2 separate regions of the Homo sapiens genome follow, and region 2 is linked to region 1. Evidence: chromatin loops called from intact Hi-C (ENCODE). Cell type or tissue: endothelial cell of umbilical vein. All regions are shown on one strand. Links, peaks and the distances in the headings refer to the core of each region. The heading gives the core; the rest is flanking DNA.

The links. Peaks named below come from ENCODE experiments on the same cell type or tissue, not always from the same donor. Only the 100,000 strongest peaks of a DNase experiment are listed, where the experiment ranks them.
Region 2: a loop joins it to region 1, with 6 times the contacts of the local background. A loop is called at or near these places in 3 of 110 quality-filtered maps.

Annotation. Positions count from the first base shown.
Region 1 is chr5:93,912,703-93,917,110 of GRCh38, forward strand. All of the region lies in intron 6 of ARB2A (ARB2 cotranscriptional regulator A), which reads right to left. Among named protein-coding and RNA genes, the nearest start is that of POU5F2, 170 kb to the left of the region's middle. In endothelial cell of umbilical vein, for the core only: a CTCF peak has its summit at 2,599 (motif pointing left); a DNase peak (open chromatin) is centred at 2,559.
Region 2 is chr5:92,685,647-92,690,054 of GRCh38, forward strand. LOC105379082 (a long non-coding RNA gene) reads right to left here and starts at 2,580. Exons shown (of 4, transcript NR_188298.1): 1 at 2,474-2,580. In endothelial cell of umbilical vein, for the core only: no CTCF peak of the experiment used is centred there; a DNase peak (open chromatin) is centred at 2,625.

The sequences.
Region 1 (4,408 bases), core at 101-4,100:
TGCTAAAAAATTTAAAATTTCATAGTATACTTTCAAGTGCCTCACAAGAATAAAGACAAGCAAATAATTCTTCATATTTCTTTTTCTTCTTCATATTCCTTACTGAACACAACATCTTAGAATATAGCTGTGTTTTCCAAAGGTAATCTGCCACACCTCTAAGATCTTCTATGCATTTATTTTTCATGTAAAGGAAGACCATTTTTTTAAAAAAAAATTTAGCATACATATTACTTTGGAAAATTTAAGTTAATAAACAACTGTCATAACTAACTGTATCAAAGTTCTTTCAGAGATAATTTCTTCTCCCTCTGGAGTTTGCTTTTAGGTTATTCTTTTCAATAACATCTTTACGTTTATTATTTTCCCCATAGTCTCCTTTTTCTCTGTACTTCTGGTGCTAAGTCCTTGCCCTAATTCTAAGGCTGGTGAGAGCAGATGTGGCATATTGCTCTGATTCCCCACACTTAATCTTCCTAAAAGGGTCCCATATGTAGAGTTTCTATAGTCAAAGGGGCTGGAAAAGCCTCCTTCTGTGTTTAAACTAATCAACAAGATTTTCTGTCGGCCAGGAGAAAAGTCAGTTTTGATGCTCTTACTCTCCCAGTGCTGTGAACTGTCTTCACAGAACTATCAGCATCAAGGACAGGGAGCAAGGGGTCATGTTCAGCTAAGACTCATATAACCTCCTACTTCTCTATTCTTGCAAGCGTCCCCTTTTCTACCTCTATGACCTTGTCACTTTCCTTCATTACTTTGTCCTCCTCGGATACTAGAGCCAATAACGATAGCATCTATACAAGAGAACAGCTTGGAGCATGAGCCGAATGAAAAACTGATTTCCAGTCAGTTTTGCTGTCCTATTGCTTACTTCCTTAGAAAAGGATAAAAAAAAGTCTAGATTATTTGAGCACTAACCATATCCTAAGTTCAGAACTCTCAAATAGCAGACTAAGATGGCATAATAAAATTCCCAGACAACTTTTGTGTTTAAGTAATTTTCTTTGGGTTAGTTTATATCAGTTTTTTAATATTCACTTTTAAGCCTATGTAACAAACTAAAATTTATGGTTGCTGGTCCAATATAAACTTCTACAAATTTTATGCTAAAGCTAAATGTGAAAGAATATTCCTTGAAATTATTATAGTGATTAAACTATTATAACATTGAATAATTTTAATCACACCAATTTAATGCAAAATGAGTTTAATTAATAATACAATAGACAGAGCTTGGTTTTAGAGTGTGAAATATCAAACTACACCCTCAAGATCAGTCTAGATAAAATATTCTCCTTTCTGTGACCTAGAACATCCTTCCATGGAAGATTCCTATTACAATCCCGCAGATTTAGACTACTCTTCCTACTCAAGATAGTGAACAAAGAAAGTCACAGTAGACAAACTAAACTCTGAAAAATCTGCTACATCTTATTAGCTGTCTTAAAAGGCATAAATAATGATCAAGGAGGGTTTGGGAATCTGTAGATTTTCCTTGTTAGTAACACTTTGAATTCTGTAACCATGGCTAATATAGAGCTATGAGTACTCCATATGAAAATAATGTTGTGAGGTGAATAGGAAAACTGGAAAATAAGATTCTAAATTTTCCCTTAAGTTATAGTAATCTATGCTGTAATGTAAATGTTTATAAAGTTTAACAATGTTGAAAGTGTCAGTGAGAATTAATATTTCTTAAGTTATATGCAGTTAAAATGTGAAATATGGCATCCAAAATAGTACTATCTTATTCAAAATAAATTGTTTTTGTGAGTGCTTGATTAAATAGTGAGAGAGTGAACAAAGACTGAATTTGAAATTACTTAATTTATCTGAAAATTACATTTGGATGGTCTAAGTAAAGCACTTAAATAATTAAACTATTAGAATAAGATACAGTATCTTATCAGAAATACATAGAAGCAGAATAAGAAATCATAACTCCTTTTATCTGTAAAATACTAAATTAATTTATATCCCAAATCCGGAATAAAATAAATTTCATAATTTTTTACCTAATCTAGATCTGTATAAAAACTCATTGATACAGCAGAGCAGGTGGTATTCTGAATAACTGAGGGTTATTAAGAATAACTTGTGAATAACTGAGGGTTGTTCAGAAGAACTCGTGAAAATCTTTCCTACAACGTGTTACCCTCCCTCATATAATGCTGCTTCGATAATCAGGGTCATCATTACCGAACATTGAGTAATTAACCCATTATTTTTATGCTATAAACGTGAATGGAACGAAATACTAGACTGAATATGGTAGAGGCCAAGGGATCCTTATGAAATTTGTTTTCTTGATATTCACCTCTTTCCCATAAATGTAAAAGGTAGAGGAAAAAAGTAGAAAGATTCCGTATCACATGACATGGTTACTCTTTTTACTAAATCGTTTACAGAATTAGTAACTTTCTACTTTGGTGTTCTGCTATCATCCATTACACTGTCTTCCACACTCTATCAATGACCACAAGTTTTTCAGTTGCATTCAAAGTTTCCTTTATTTGTACTGGCAAACCAAGCAATTGGGCTCTTCATTGGCTTGTTTACCTTTATGAGGTAATACTGCCATCTTGTGGACTCAAAAATATTTCTAGTAAAGACCATCAAAGACAAGTTGCATTTTTCTAACTACAGGCATAAACAGGTATTCTGTGCCCTTGCTTTCACTTACTTCTGAGAATAATGCAGTATAGGATCCTAGAGCATACCAGATAATCAAGGTTTTACTCTATGCTGAACAAAGACTTTTATTTCATCATATAATTCATCTATTCATGATCAAATTCTTGGTTGAAGCAGATAATCACAAAGATGTGGTTAACTGGGTCCAAAACACAGGTTCATAAAACTTAAAAGAAGTTGTCATGGATCATGAAGAAATGAAATAAAACTGAAGATAATATAATAACTTTCACACAAACATATGAAACCCAAATATCTGAGAACCACTAATATAGGCAATGGTTATCATCTTGAAGAATGAGCTATCTTTATGATTTTATTAACTCTCTACTCCCTCCCTCAAATCCTCAATTAATACGTGTATATTAGGTTTGCCAAGTATGGACTTTAAAAGAGAATGAAGATGATATGGAAGAAAGATACTTCATGTTGGGTAGCAAGATCATAAAAGGATTCTATATAGAAGCATTCCAGAAGAAAGATTAGGAAAGCTAGTGTGATGAGAAAGAGTTCTACCATGGCTGGATTATATTTTCATTTAATATTTGTTTCCAATACACATATCTCTTTACCAGTATTCTCAATGTATTCAAGGTTTCCAAGTACAGGATGTTGAGCTGGATGCTTTCCATATCACAGTAAAGCTGAAGTATGGGTGTTATCCCTATTTTGCAGAAAAGAAACGTTTCATCAGTCTTCACTATAGGTAATGACATATATCATTAAAAATAATTTAATTCGCTCTTGCAAGTAAGAGCATTAAATGTTATTATATAAACACACTCTCCTTCTATCATTGTGAATTGTGAGAAAAACTGATAGCACATAAGCATGAAAAACAGACAGAAGCAAACTGTCAACCCGAAGAATTTTATCAGGGCAATAACTAAGTGAGAAACAGAAACTAAGAATTACTATTTAAATGCATTTTGGCATTTAGTTTTATGCCAAATAAAAAGCAAAGCTGCTATCATCAAGCATACATTTAAATTTAAAGTATGAAATGTATATTTACAATGTATTAAAACAGTGACTAATATTATGTATTATCTATGCTCTACCAAGTTTAATAAGACAATTTAAATAGTATTTTCAACTGATGGCATTTATGCTTTAAAAATATGACCTATTTCAAGTGTGGTGTGAGGCAAAAGTAGAAATACATATTGGGTCAGCATTAATAGTCACATTTTGTTCCATCAGTTTGTAATTTCGAGAGTCTCTGTCTTGGCTTCTTCCAGCTCTGAGCATTAGATAGCTTATGTAAATTATTAGCCCCCTTCCCTCAGAACCCCCTAAACTATGTACTTTCCTGACCTCAGTTAGTAACAGCAAACTAGAGGAAACATTCCATACAATGGGTGCTTTGTATGAACTCTCTACTCTGAGCAGATCCTAAAGGAACATTAAATTCAAGGAAAGCCTTCACTTTTCGAAATATTCATGGCAGAGGTCTTCCAAGATAGATACAGGTAATAACAAGGACAGGTAGCAGCAAATGAAATTTTACAAAGAAAAGTATAAAGAGGAAAAGAAAGCATGGGGATGTTATCATAAAAAGAAAATAGAGCCATAAGCATTTGGACTATTCCATTTGTAACATGAATAAATAACTGCAGCTTACAAACATATTCTTTCCCTTCTTATAGTATCTCATTTAATCCTCATTAATCTCAACAAAATAATGACAAATGTATGCGTATTATCTTCATTT
Region 2 (4,408 bases), core at 231-4,230, 1.2 Mb before region 1:
CTATGAAAGCACTCATACTTAACTCGAAAGCATGACTGAAGCTCGCTTGGCATAAAGTGCACTGCAATTGAAACCCACAGGCCAAGATCCAATGCCTTGTTCTCTATTTTTTCGCCATATGACATTAAACAGACAACCCATTTTTCCAAGTTTTCCTGGGCCTGGGGCTTGACCAATGAGAAAAGTAGGTGAGATCATCTCTAAAGACCCTATCATTCTTATATTTTATAATCCTATAATAAATCACTTTATATTACAAAGATCTTAAGGGTTCTGTGTAGTTAAATGTATTTTGTGCTTTAAATTTTTGTTGTTGTCATTTTTTTCTGTGTGTTTTTCTATAACCACTTTGATTGACAGAAGCCTCTTTACCTGTCCTTTGCAATGCTGCATAATCTTTAGCAATTAAGTTAGTCAAACTGATATAAATCATGACTTCCTTCCTACTAGAAAGTTTTATGTGAAATTTGTACAACTAGAAACGTGGGCTATGAAAGTTTCATACAATTCAATTTTTCCATTATAAATGGCAGTCTATTTACTTTAGAATTTTTCTAGTGGTTTAGACTTTGCCTGAACCAGCAATTTAGAGCAGCCTCTAAAAAAATAAAATTAAAGAAGGTGACATTCATATTTGTGCTGGCCTCCAACTCAAACTGTGTGTCTCACAGTGAGTCTTAGCATAAGACATGTGATTGAAGGATACTTCTGTGAAACAACTGCTCAGGGGGAAGTATGTATCATCTGAGTCCAGTTCAGAAAAGACAGCTGTCCACCTGGAAATCTCTCAGCCTAGTAGAAATGGCCATCCTATGTGTTGTTGTGTCATCCAAGAAGCTCAAAACTGAATGGACATGCAGGCAATATTAATCCTTTGAACCTTCAAAGGGGCCACTGCTTTGTGATTAAAGATAGGTCCTAGTCACCTGGTCCCATTAGTTCATGAATGATGACCTTTTTAACAACACCCTGAAGTCAGCTTTAAAGTAGGGCACTAAAATGGAATTTAATAAAACACAGAACCTAGAAAATTGAAAACAGGAAAAAGTTAAGGTATTCTAACATTACAGGACTTGAAAGCATTGTTTTTCTTCTGCCATATCAAGCAACCTAGTTTTAACCCAGTAAAGAGAAAAATAATGATAAGGTAATGAATATTTTTATGGAATGGGTTACTGTACTTTAGAAAACGTTTTGAGGTCTTTATTAGACCAAAACAGAATAATTCAGTTTTAATGCCATAACAAACTTTACATTTAATAATGTAAGTTGAGTTCTGACAGGGTGTCGGTTTGTATAATTTGTAGGTACTTAATACATGCTTAGTGAGAATGATGAGACTAGTGATCATTTTGATTATTAAAGAATATGAAAACAATACGGCAAAAGGAAGTTCTTCCCTTCTGTTTATGTGGTCATACTTATTTACCACATTTTAAAAATGCTAGTATTTTAATTAAGAAAGACATGTTAGCTTAGAATACCAGAATAAAACTAACCTAATTTTCAGAATCATCAATATGAAGAAAAACTTTGTTGAGGGCTTATTTTATTCCCCAAAATTCAGAAGATTAAAACCAATTGAAATTTAATGTGGTCATATTATTTCCAACCTGAATTTCAAATAAATTATATGACCTATTTCAAGACATACACAATTGTTTCAAACACACTTTGAAACAATTAAATAGAAAGTTTATCTGTGCCTTCTTTGTAGAATCTGGTGTACACTTTTTTTTAGTTTAAAATTATGCCCATGATTGAAAATTAATAAATAAAACTTCTAGATTTTAGTTTAGTAACCATCTGTGAAGATTAACCTCTCAGAACTATATCAGCTTTTTGTTTTATTTTTTTCCTTCTTTTGCTCTTTCTTTCTTTTTTCTTTCTCTTACTTTCAATTGCATGATAAATTCTGGATTATGCCTCACTAAGGCTTCAACACTACATTTAATGAAGTTGTTGAACTTTTAACCTTTGAGTTCAACACACTTGAAAACTACCACCAATATATATTGCGCTTTTTTCTGTAGTTCTGTGTCAAATATAGTGAGGGTCTTTTAGTGTAGAGGACTGTTTACCCAGGCTCTTTGTAAAAACAAATGGAAGGCATTTCATTTTTTACTGGTCTTTTTTAAAATTCTGGAAGAAAAATATGCTGGGGTTCCCTAGAACAACCCCCTCCCTATCCTGCTCCTCTGCTGGTAATTGGTCTACAAATAAAGAGCTCCTGAGTGTCAGCTTCCAATGAAAAGTCATTTATTCATAACCAGACATCCAGCTTCCCAACAGAAAGGATTGTTTTTTCCAAGATCATCTTATATCTTTCAAACTCATCCTGTCTATTCAGCCATGCATACTGCCTGCAAGGCAGCACAAGCAACATTTCTTAGTTTCATAACCAAACAGTAGCAATGCTTTCAAAGGAATCAAAAGGAAGGAACTTTTTTTTTAATGTAGGATTTATACTTACCTTTTACTCTTTGTGTCATTAAACCGTTATAAATGTTGTTCCAAGCTCCGTCCTTCGATAGGGAACCAAAAAAACAGGCAGTTCTCTGTCTTATTTGTTGGAGGAATAATCTGATGAGCAGTGAACACTAGAGGGGGAGCTTACCCGTTCAGGAGCATGAGTGAAAGCTTCAGACCCTCTGGGAGAGGATCAGAGTGATAATAGAGCTACTGACTTAAACAAGGCAAGCTAGGATTTGGTCAGCAGTGGTTCCGAAGTCAAAAGGTCAAGAATGGTACGTAGCCAACTTATTGTCACTTTCCAAAACGGCAAGAAATCACAGTGAAATTGAGAAATTTAGCTGCTGCTTATACCATGATATGGAATATTTTAAAAATCTCTCTGGAGGCAGCTATACTATGAGGAGTAAGATTACAGAGGCTTTCCCCCCCTTGACTAGGGCTCTCTGTCATTTAAATGTCTAAGGAATGATGGAATGAATTATCATAAAATTTTGACAAATTTGATGGCTCAAGCAAAAGGGGGAAATAAGCACTCCGATTATCAGGTTGTAATAAGACATGACATTTAAAATGAGTTTACATGGCAGTTAGACAGACCTTTGCTTTTTTCCCCTTGGTTTAAAAACACTGGGATCCTTTTCTTTGGAAAGGAATTAACTTATTTCAGTTTCTCTTCTCCCTAGCTTAACAAGTATGAATCCTATTACACCAATTATACGTTTCCATCCCTTGTAACCATAGTCCAATTGCTTTCCACAATTTGCCTAAATTTAAAAAAAAAAAAGAACATAACTTGAAAGCAGCAGAATATTTAAGTAGAGATATTTAGTATAAATTTGGTAGAAAAAATATAAGAAATATAAGTTGTTCTTTCATTTGTTATTAGGCTATTTTTTTCTGTATCATCTTACAACACAGTAGATAGGATGTATTGATTTAGAAGAACAAACTATACTTTTCAAAAAGAAATAAAGCAATAAAAGTGATTAACCAAAAAACTGAAAAACAACATTGATTTTCTCTGATGCCACTCACCCCTACTTCTTTACCAAATATAAACTTTTCTTTCAAATAATCTATCTCTTTAAGCCACATGAAAAATCCAAATTATTATGTTTATATTATTTACTAGAAATGTTTGGTTTAAAAAAGATAATTCAATCACAATTAATCTGCTCTTTGGAAACATCCTGCACTTCTAGTTAAAAATTAATAGAGTCTGTGGCATTTTAAAACTATGTACTATTAGTACTATTAGAAAACATATTTCTGTAAAAAAAAAAAAAGAAGAGGAAATAAAGACTTTTTTAAGAAATATGTTTAGGGTGATTTTAACTTTGTCAGGCTCCAACTACTAAAAGTGGAAAGAAGTCACCTGACTTTAGAAAGTGAGCTCTGTATAGATGGCCTGATAACTGACCACCTGACTTTACCTACAATTACTTGAATTATACGAACAAAATAATGTGGTTTGATGAAAATTTTCCCCAGCAATACATAAAAATGTGGATTTGTCTTTGCTTTCCAAGAGATTTTTTAGAACTGTGATGACCAGATCTTTAGAATTTTCTTCGGATTCTAGTAGTGCAATCCCCAGAGGTTAGTCAAAAGCTAGTAGTCATTTCCCACAGACCTGGATAGCAACAATTACTTAGACAGTTTTTACTTACTTAACTAAATAAGAGAGCAGAGGAAGTATGAATTAAATGTAGTTATTCTAAGTTTCTAGGGTTTATATCATGGAAGCCAACTGTTGAACTACTAATAAAAATCTATTTTGAAGCTGCTGATCTGGCCCTCGAATGCATCCTTCATGCTCTGCCCACAGGTACCTGCAAATTGTGTAGGTGGCCAAGCAATGGAGACATACCTTGAGCCTTGAGTAAGCAGTTTTGGGGTTAAGCAATTTGGAGGAAGCAGGAGCTGGCCAAGT